Linked DNA regions of Homo sapiens: region 1 is linked to region 2. The links are chromatin contacts, found by Hi-C or POLR2A ChIA-PET in ENCODE. All regions are on one chromosome and are shown on one strand. Each heading gives the region's core, a stretch centred on a gene start or an enhancer-like site at or near the end of the contact. The rest is flanking DNA. Distances are from core to core; before and after follow the strand shown. Region 1 has its middle 16 kb from the start of RNF19B. Region 2 overlaps YARS1 (tyrosyl-tRNA synthetase 1).

Region 1 (4,367 bases), core at 188-2,687, 180 kb before region 2:
AAGGAACTTAGGGCTAGTGGAGGAAAAGAACAAGAAATAAGCAAACACTCAAGTAAACTAAATACTTGGAAATTATGAGAAGAGCAAGGAAGGAAACACAGAACAAAGTATAAGAAAGAATCACTGGGGCAACATTATGGGTAGGGAGGACTCTCTCCCTGGCTCACTGTTCAACCATACTGGCCTCCTGGCTGCTCTTTGTTTTTGTTGTTGTTGTTGTTGTTGTTGTTTGTTTGTTGTTGTTGTTGTTTTTGAGACAAAGTCTTGCTCTATCACTAGGGTGGAGCGCAGTGGTGCGATCTCGGCTCACTGCAACCTCCGCCTCCCGGTTTCAAGCGATTTTCCTGCCTCAGCCTCCCGAGTAGCTGGGACTACAGGGGCGCGCTACCATGCCCAGCTAATTTTTGTATTTTTAGTAGAGATGGGTTTCACCATGTTGGCCAGGATGGTCTTGAACTCCTGACCTTGTGATCCGCCCACCTTGGCCTCCCAAAGTGCTGGGATTACAGGTGTGAGCCACTGCACCCGGCCCTGGCTACTCTTTGGAACCACCAAGCACACTTAGGGCGTTTGCTTTGGCTGTTCCTTCTGCTTAATAAGGGTTTCCCCAGTTACCTACATGGCTAACTCCCTCACCTCCTTAAAGTTTTGTATGCATAGCACCTTCTCAGCAAGACCTTCCTTGACACCACTGTTTAACAACTCATCCTGCCTCTTCCCTGCACTGATGCTGCATCAGCACTCCTTGTCTCCTCCCTGCTCTACTGTATCTTCCCCTTACCACTTTCTAACACAGTTTATTTATGTGTATTTATAATTTATTATATTTATTATGTTTACACTTTGCTTTACCTTGTAGAATGTAAACATCACAAGAGAGCAGGGATCTTTGTTCTGTTCACTGAAATATGGCACATAGTAAGTGCTCAAAAGTATTTACTGAATGAATGTAAATAATGTCCCTGATGTCACACAGCTGGAAAGTGGCATTTCTGTGATTTGTATCTAGTGTTATTTGGCTCCAAAGCTATAGAACCTTATTACTAGGGCTGTTACGGGGCTCAAATGGGTTCACGTGTCAGCCACTTAGCACAGTGCCTGGTAGGAAGGTTAATGTGCCATAAACATGAAATAATAGTTGTTATTATTAATTATTGACAGGGCCCCTCCCTCTTGGGCTCATTTTTCTAAATTTCATAATAGTACAGCAGGCTTTTTGGGGTAAGACGTCAAGCCTGACTTGACAGACACACTGACATGACTCTTAGGAAGGAAAAATGCAGCGGTGCCAGCCCCAGTAGCCTGGAACCCTGCCCCAGCAGGACCCAGTCCTCTATGTGGCCCAGCCTACTTCGTAACTGAGCTGAAACTGTTCACCCACAGGGACTGCAAACAACACAGACTTCCTGTATTTTGAGAAAGGGGAAGTCCAACCAGTGATTTACCTTGAGTCATTTGTTTCGAGACGGAAGCCTCAGCAGTTGGCAGAAAGTATAGGAAGGAGGAAGGCTGCCAGAGGCAAGAAAGGAGACCTGGATTCTAGAAGGAATGCCACTACTTCTCAGCTGACCACACTGAGCAAGTCCCCTCTCTGGCCTTAATTTTCTCACCTGGAAAATGGGACAATGATCTTTACCTCACTGGCTTCTCTAGGCAGTGCTAATATCGATGAGTGCCTGTGTGTGAAGAGCTGGAAATACAGGAATGCATCAGCATCTTGCAACTGGAAGGGCAAAGTTCAGAGGTTAAAAATTTACAAACTATGAAGTCACTTAGATCTGGATTCAAATCCTGCCTCCATCACTTTCTAGCTGTGTGTCCCTGGGCAAGTAATGTAACCTCTCTAAGTCTCAGGATCTTTGGTTTCCTCAGCTGTGAAATAATTTTTCTCCTAAACTGATTTTGAGGATTAAATGAGATATGCATATCAATGGCTATGAAGGAACAAGGAACTGGGCTCAGAGGAATCCTTCAGAAATGGTGATTCTTGTTTTTAATCCTGGATGAGCTCTCACTTCCTCTCTGTGTGATGCCAGTGCCCAGGACAAACCCCTGCTGAGAGTATTTCTTTTTTTTTATTTTTTGAGACAGAGTCTCACTCTGTCACCCAAGCTGGAGTGCAGTGGTGCGATCTCGGCTCACTGCAACCTCCGCCTCTTGGGTTCAAGCGATCCTCCTGCCTCAGCCTCTCGAGTAGCTGGGATTACAGGCACCTATCACCATGCCCAGCTAACTTTTTTTTTTCCCCACCAGGGTGTTCCTGAGTTTATTTGAGGCACAGCCGGGCGAGGGCCCTGTACCTAGAAGAAGGTGTTGGGTCTCCTGGTGAAGCGTGGCTTCTGCTGATGGCACAGCACCAAGTGGGGCAGCAGGAACTTGATCTTGGAGTCGTGGAATTGCTTGACAACTGGCCACCAGCACTTGCTGGCCGCAATCTCCTCCACCTTCATGATCTGGATGAAGTTGGCCCGGGCGCGGTACTGGGTGCCCATGTCTTGGTAGCACTGGGTGACAGCGCCCATGGTGGTTAGGTCCCGGTATTCCCTGTACATGTTGTGGGTGCTGCTCCGGGAGTCATAGCGCAGCCAGATGCCAAAGTTCTTCACCCACAGTGGGTACTTCTCAAACACCTGCCCACAGTTGACAGTCTCCCCTGAAGACTTCTTCATCTTCTTTAATTGAGATAGGAAGTACCAGAAGTGGAACTTGGCGACTACATGATTAGGCGCAAAGATTTGCATGTGGTAGAGGGGCAGTGTGTGGCATTTGGGGGTGGGCAGGCAGTGACACACCACCTTGTACTCTTGTTGTGTGCCCAAGGCCTTCATGGCTTTCTGTCCACCTTTGCCACCACCCACAAAAGGAAAAGGCTAATTTTTGTATTTTTAGTAGAGATGGGGTTTCACCATCTTGGCCACTCCCGACCTAAACTGATCCACCCACCTTGGCCTTCAAAAGTGCTGGGATTATAGGCGTGAGCCACTGCACCCGGCTCCCTTCTGAGTATTTAATAGAAATACCTCCATCTGTGGGACCACAGATAATTATTAAAATAGAGAATAATTTTATGTATTTATTTTTACTTATGACAAAACTTAATAAATTCATGGCAGAAAAAAACTTAAGCAAATAAGTAAAAATAAGAAAATAGAGATTACATATAACTTCATCACCTAGAGATAATCACTATTAACAGTTGGGTTAACTCTCCTGGATTTCTTTTTAAGGCATATTTAACAAGATGTTAAATGCAAGTTTCCCGTCATTTTGGCTTTGGGGCAGAGGCAAGGACCACTACATCCAGGCATGCTGAAGGATGGAGAAACCAGTTCTACCAGCATTAATCCCATCACCCCCAGAGTGTGTGTGTGTGTGTGTGTGTGTGTGTGTGTGTGTGTGTGTGTATGAGAGAGAGAGAGAAGACAGAAGAGAGAAGAGGGCTAGTTTAGAGAGATGTATTTTAGAGGCAATTGTGGTTTTTTGTTTTGTTTTTGAGTCAGGGTCTCACTCTGTCACCCAGGCTGGAGTATGGTGGCACAATCACTGCTCACTGCAACCTTGAATTCCTGGGCTCAAGTGATCCTTCCACCAAGCCTCTCAAGTAGCTAGGACTACAGGTGCGTGTTACCATGCCCAGTTAGGTTTTTTTTACTTTTTTATGGAGATGGGATCTTGCTGTGTTGCCCAGGCTGGTCTCGAACTCCTGGCCTCAAGCAATCATCCCCGTTAGGCCTCCCAAAGTGCTGGAATTACAGGCATGTAGGGCAGTTGTCTGGAGAGCAGATCCAATCCACTGTTTGCTATCTCAGTGGCCTTGGGTAAGTCACTTCACCTCTCTGGGCCTTAATTTCATCTGCCAAGTGGGAGTTATGATGATAGTACTTCCCTCATAAATCACTGTGGGGGGCCGGGTGAGGTGGCTCACACCTGTAATTCCAGCACTTTGGGAGGCCAAGGCAGGCAGATCACCTGAGGTCAGGATTTTAACACCAGGCTGGCAACATGGTGAAACCCTGTCTCTACAAAAATACAAAAATGAGCCGGACATGATGGCGAGTGCCTGTAATCCCAGCTGCTAGGGAGGCTGAGGTGGAAGAATCACTTGAACGCAGAAGGCGGAGGTTGCAGTGAGCCGAGATTGCGCCACTGCACTTCAGCCTGGGCAAGAGAGCAAGATTCTGTCTCAAAAAAAAAAAAAAATCACTGTGAGGATAACAGATGTATGTAGCATTTAATACGGTGTTTTGCACAAGTAAATGTATACAACTTTTTTTTTCTTTGAGACGGAATCTCGCTCTATTGCCCAGGCTGGAGTGCAGTGACAGGGTTTCACCATGTTGGCCAGGCTGGTGTCAAACTCCTGACCT
Region 2 (4,562 bases), core at 1,538-4,037:
GAAATAACAAGAGAACTACAATTAGGAGTGGAGCCTGAAGATGTGACTGAATTGCTGCAATCTCATGATAAATTTTGAACAGATGAGGAATTGCTTCTTATGGATGAGCAAAGAAAGTGGTTTCTTGAAATGGAAACTACTGGTGAGGATTCTGTGAACGTTGTTGAAATGGCAACAAAAGATTTTGAATATTACATAAACTTCGTTGATAAAGCAGCAGCAGGGTCTGAGAGGATGGACTCCAATATTGAAAGAAGTTCTGCTGTGGACAGAATGCTATCAAACAGCATCACCTGCACCAGATAAATCTTTCGTGAAAGGGAGAGTCAATTGATGTGGCAAACTTCATTGTTGTCTTATTTTAGGGAATTGCCACAGCCACTGCAGCCTTCAGCAACCACCACCCTGATCAGTCAGCAGCCATCAGACATGGAGGCAAGACCCTCCACCAGCAAGAAGATTATGACTTGCTGAAGGCTCAGATGATCGTTAGCATTTTTAGCCATACCTTAACCAAATTAAAGTATGTACGTTGTTTTTGTAGATGTAACGCTATTACACACTTTAAATAGACTACGGTATAGTGTAACCACAACTTTTATATGCACCGAGAAACAAAAAAATCCAAGTGAGTCACTTTATTGTGGTTGTCTGGAACTGAACCCACAGTATCGCTGAGGTATGCCTGTACTGTACACAAACCTCTCTCCTGGCACCAGTTAAATATATGCATTTTCTATTCCTTCTCCAACCTATAGGCCTTCCTGTGTGTCTCTCGTCTTCCTTCCCCGCTTCCTGGGAAGCTCTTTTACTTCTTCCATTATAATTCCTTCTCTACCTGTCTGTCCTTTAAGACATTGTTCATCTCATACATCTTTATATTAATCATAATCCTTTTTATCATAATCTTAATAAAGGAAATAAACTTCAGAGCGATATGTGAAAATAAATTTGAGCATGATCCTATTTTCTGTTAAAACAAATACATGTTTTAACAGAAACATCCTTCTGTTTCCTTTGTGTGCACATATATTTGTACGAGCAAGGAGAAGGGTAGAAAAATACAAACCAGGCGGGTGCAGTGGCTTACGCCTGTAATCCCAGCACTTTGGGAGGCCAAAACGGGCAGATCACGAGGTCAGGAAATCGAGACCATCCTGGCTAACATGGTGAAACCCCATCTCTACTAAAAATACAAAAAATTAGCCAGGTGTGGTGACGGGCGCCTGTAGACCCAGCTACACAGGAGGCTGAGGCAGGAGAATGGCATGAACCTAGGAGGCGGAGCTCGCACCACTGCACTCCAGCCTGGGTGACAGACAGTGCAAGACTCCATCTCCAAAAAAAAAAAGAAAAGTACAAACCAAGCTGTTGATACTGTTTACCTTGTGAAGGCAGGATGAAAATATGGATAGACTTCACTTTTTCTTTGTATATCTGTATAATTTTTTTTAATTAAATTTTTTGTAGAGACAGGGTCTCACTATGTTGTCTAGGCTGGTCTTGAACTCCTGGCCTCAAGTGATCCTCCTGCCTTAGTCTCCCAAAGTGCTGAAATTGCAGGCGTAAGCCAACACGTCTAGCCCTTTATAATGCTTGATATGAGAAAATAAAATTTTCCCTTGTCACCTCAAAGAGATATTTTCCAAGGTTAAACCTGGAGCTGGGCGCAGTGGCTGGCACCTGTAATCCCAACACTTTGGGAGACCAAGACAGGCAGATCACTTGAGGTTGGGAGTTCAAGACCAGCCTGACCAACATGGTGAAACCCCATCTCTGCCAAATAATACAAAAATTAGCCAGGTGTGGTGGCATGCCCCTGTAGTCCCAGCTACTTGTGAGGCTGAGGTGGGAGAATCGCTTGAACGCAGGAGGTGGAGGTTGCAGTGAGCCGAGATCATGCCACTGCCCTCCAGCCTGGGTGACAGAGTGAGACCCTATCTTAAAAAAAGAAAACCCGGAGACATGCTAGTTCTGCACTGTTGGCTGGGCGCCATGGTTTATGCCTATAATCCCAAGTCCAAGGCAGGAGGATCGCTTGAGGCCAGGAGTTCAAGACCAGCCTAGGCAACGTAGCAAGACTCCATCTCTGTTTTATTCTGTGTGTGTGAGACTCCATCTCTAAAAAAAAAGAAAGAAAGAAAAAACTAGGTCTGTACTGTCTAATGTGGTAGCCTCTAGTCCTAGTCATATGTGGCTATTAAATAAAATGGAAATTTTTGTTCTCTAGTCACATTGGCTATATATCAAGTTCTTGGTTAGCTACTATATTGGACAGCACAGACATATAATATATTCATCACCACAGAAGATTCTGTTGGATAATGCTGTTCTAGACTGTTCCTGCTTGTTCAGCCTTCTCTTCCTCTTCCCTTCAGCCAATTATGCACTAAATCTTATCGATTCTACTTTTTTAAAATGTCTTAAATTCATTCTTGCTCTGCGTCCTCATTGTCTTTTGTCCATCGATATTTCTCACTTAGACTTTCACAATAGCCTTTGAGGCATTCACTTTGTCTCCAACCCATGAGTCTCCAGTCTCTGCCCTGCCCTGTTACTGTTGAGATCTTCCTACAGTGCTGGTCATATTTCTCCTCTCCTTAAAACCTTTCATTGGCCAAGATAACACTAGGCACCCTAGCATGACATTTCATGGTCTTTACCTACTTTTCTAACCTCATCAGTCACTACTTCCCACCTCCCTTGAAGTTCGTACTTTTGCAGACTGAATCACTCAAAATTTCCCTAAACACTTCACACCTCTGTGCCTTCTCACATTCTATTTCCTCTGCATGGTGAAAAACATCTATATGTTGTTCAAAACCAAGCTTAGCCCACAATCTGATTCTAGGAAGACTTCTCCACACCCATCTTACTAAATAGAGATAATTTCTTCTTTTATGTCAACACTGTTCCTTATATGAACATCTGGGTTAACCCTTAGCACGCTGAGTTGAAATGATCTGTTTACATGTCTCTCCCCAGCTGGATAATTGGGCTTCTTGAAGGGAGAGTCTGGGTCTGATTTATCTCACCATCCACGGAGCTGGCAGCAGGCCTGGCATGTCATAAGTGACAGTCACTGTTTTATTTATTTATTTTAATTTAATTTTATTTTTTGAGACAGGGCTTCACTCTGTCTCCCAGGCTCGGGTGCAGTGGCACGATCATGGCTCACCGCAGCCACGACCTCTCTGGGCTTAGGTGATCCTCCTACCTCAGCCTCCTGAGTAGCTGGGACTATAGATGCGCACCATCACACTTGGCTAATTTCTTTTTGTTTGTTTGTTTGTTTTTTATTTTTGGAGAGACACCCGGGCTCAAGTGATCTTTCCACCTCAGCCTCCCAAAGTGCTGGGATTACAGGCGTGAGCCATCGCACCCAGACAGTCACTGTTTTCTAGTTCAGTCTTACCTTTTTCCCGAATTCTCACAGGACTTCTTTATGCTACTTATATTTCATTTGTCACAGGCCACCTTATTCAGTAGAATACCTTTGGCATGACTATGGTTTGTTTTCTTCTTCTCTCCCTCCCTGCAGGATTCTGCATATCCTGAGGGCAGAGACTACTCTTATTTTTTTATCCCATGACATCCACATAGAGTAATGTTCACCGCAAACACTCAGCAACTGTCTTTGCAGCTTTTGAGGCCAAGAGGGAAGCTGACTGCTGTTTATTTTCTTCTTGGCTTTACCTTCTGAAAAATCTAGTAATTTCCTAAAGTTTCTGATTTCTCAGACCCATATAGAAGAAATAAAGTAGATGTTTAGGCTGGGCATGGTGGCTCTCGCCTGTAATCCCAGCACTTTGGGAGGCCAAGGTGGGTGGCCAAGGTGAGCTCAGGATTTTAAGGCCAGCCTGGGCAACATGGCAAAACGTTGTCTCTACTAAAAATACAAAAAATTAGCCGGGCGTGGTGGTGCATGTCTGTAATCCCAACTACTCGGGAGGCTGAGGCAGGAGACTCACTTGAACCTGAGAGGCAGAGGTGGCAGTGAGCCGAGATCACGCCACAGCACTCCAGCCTGGGCGACAGAGCGAGACTCTGTCTCAAAAAAATAAAGTAGATGTTTATGTTCATGTGTTTCTTTCCACAGGCTTTGGATGAAGAGTATTTAAAAGTAGATGCCCAATTTGGAGGCATTGATCAGAGAAAGATTTTCACCTTTGCAGAGAAGGTGAGTGTCTGCTTTCCTGTCTTTTTTCACTTGCACCTCAGAGGTATGCAGCTGTGTTTATTGAACTATGATGTGTCAGTCCCACTAGTCATAGTGTATGGTAAATATTCTCCTTGTTTTGCAGATGAGAACACTGAGGATAGAAGATAAGAAGTTGTCCAATATCACACAGTTAGTAACTGAGCAGGAATTATTAGTACCCAGATCTTTCAAACTCCAGAGCCCATGTGCCTGGTGACAACCAGGAAGCTGCTCCCGCACCTGTTGGATTTACTCCTTTCCTAATAGCCCAGTTTCCAAGGAGAGGCATTACCAGTTGGAACTACTGTCCTTTCACAGAGCATTTGGTTCGCATTTCCCAGCATCTTTTTCTTTTTCTTGT

The links. Hi-C counts contacts between places; a loop is a spot of excess contacts on that map. ChIA-PET counts read pairs that join two places held with the same protein, here RNA polymerase II (POLR2A). Pooled maps may share reads with other maps.
Region 1: a loop to region 2 is called in a pooled map, with 5 times the contacts of the local background. The contact joins two enhancer-like sites. A Hi-C loop is called at or near these places in 7 of 50 pooled maps. POLR2A ChIA-PET finds 5 or more read pairs at or near these places in 2 of 52 experiments (BJ and GM10248).

What each region holds. Positions count from the first base shown.
Region 1 is chr1:32,978,406-32,982,772 of GRCh38, reverse strand. It overlaps the pseudogene RPL18AP4. Among named protein-coding and RNA genes, the nearest start is that of RNF19B, 16 kb to the right of the region's middle. RefSeq lists enhancers at 1,009-2,208, 1,712-2,328. Within about 2 kb of position 1,437, at least 33 of the 41 ENCODE cell types and tissues checked have a DNase peak (open chromatin) inside an H3K27ac peak, as active enhancers do.
Region 2 is chr1:32,797,381-32,801,942 of GRCh38, reverse strand. It overlaps YARS1 (tyrosyl-tRNA synthetase 1), which reads left to right. Exons shown (of 13, transcript NM_003680.4): 5 at 4,100-4,180. Among named protein-coding and RNA genes, the nearest start is that of YARS1, 18 kb to the left of the region's middle. RefSeq lists an enhancer at 2,526-2,655. Within about 2 kb of position 2,787, at least 7 of the 41 ENCODE cell types and tissues checked have a DNase peak (open chromatin) inside an H3K27ac peak, as active enhancers do.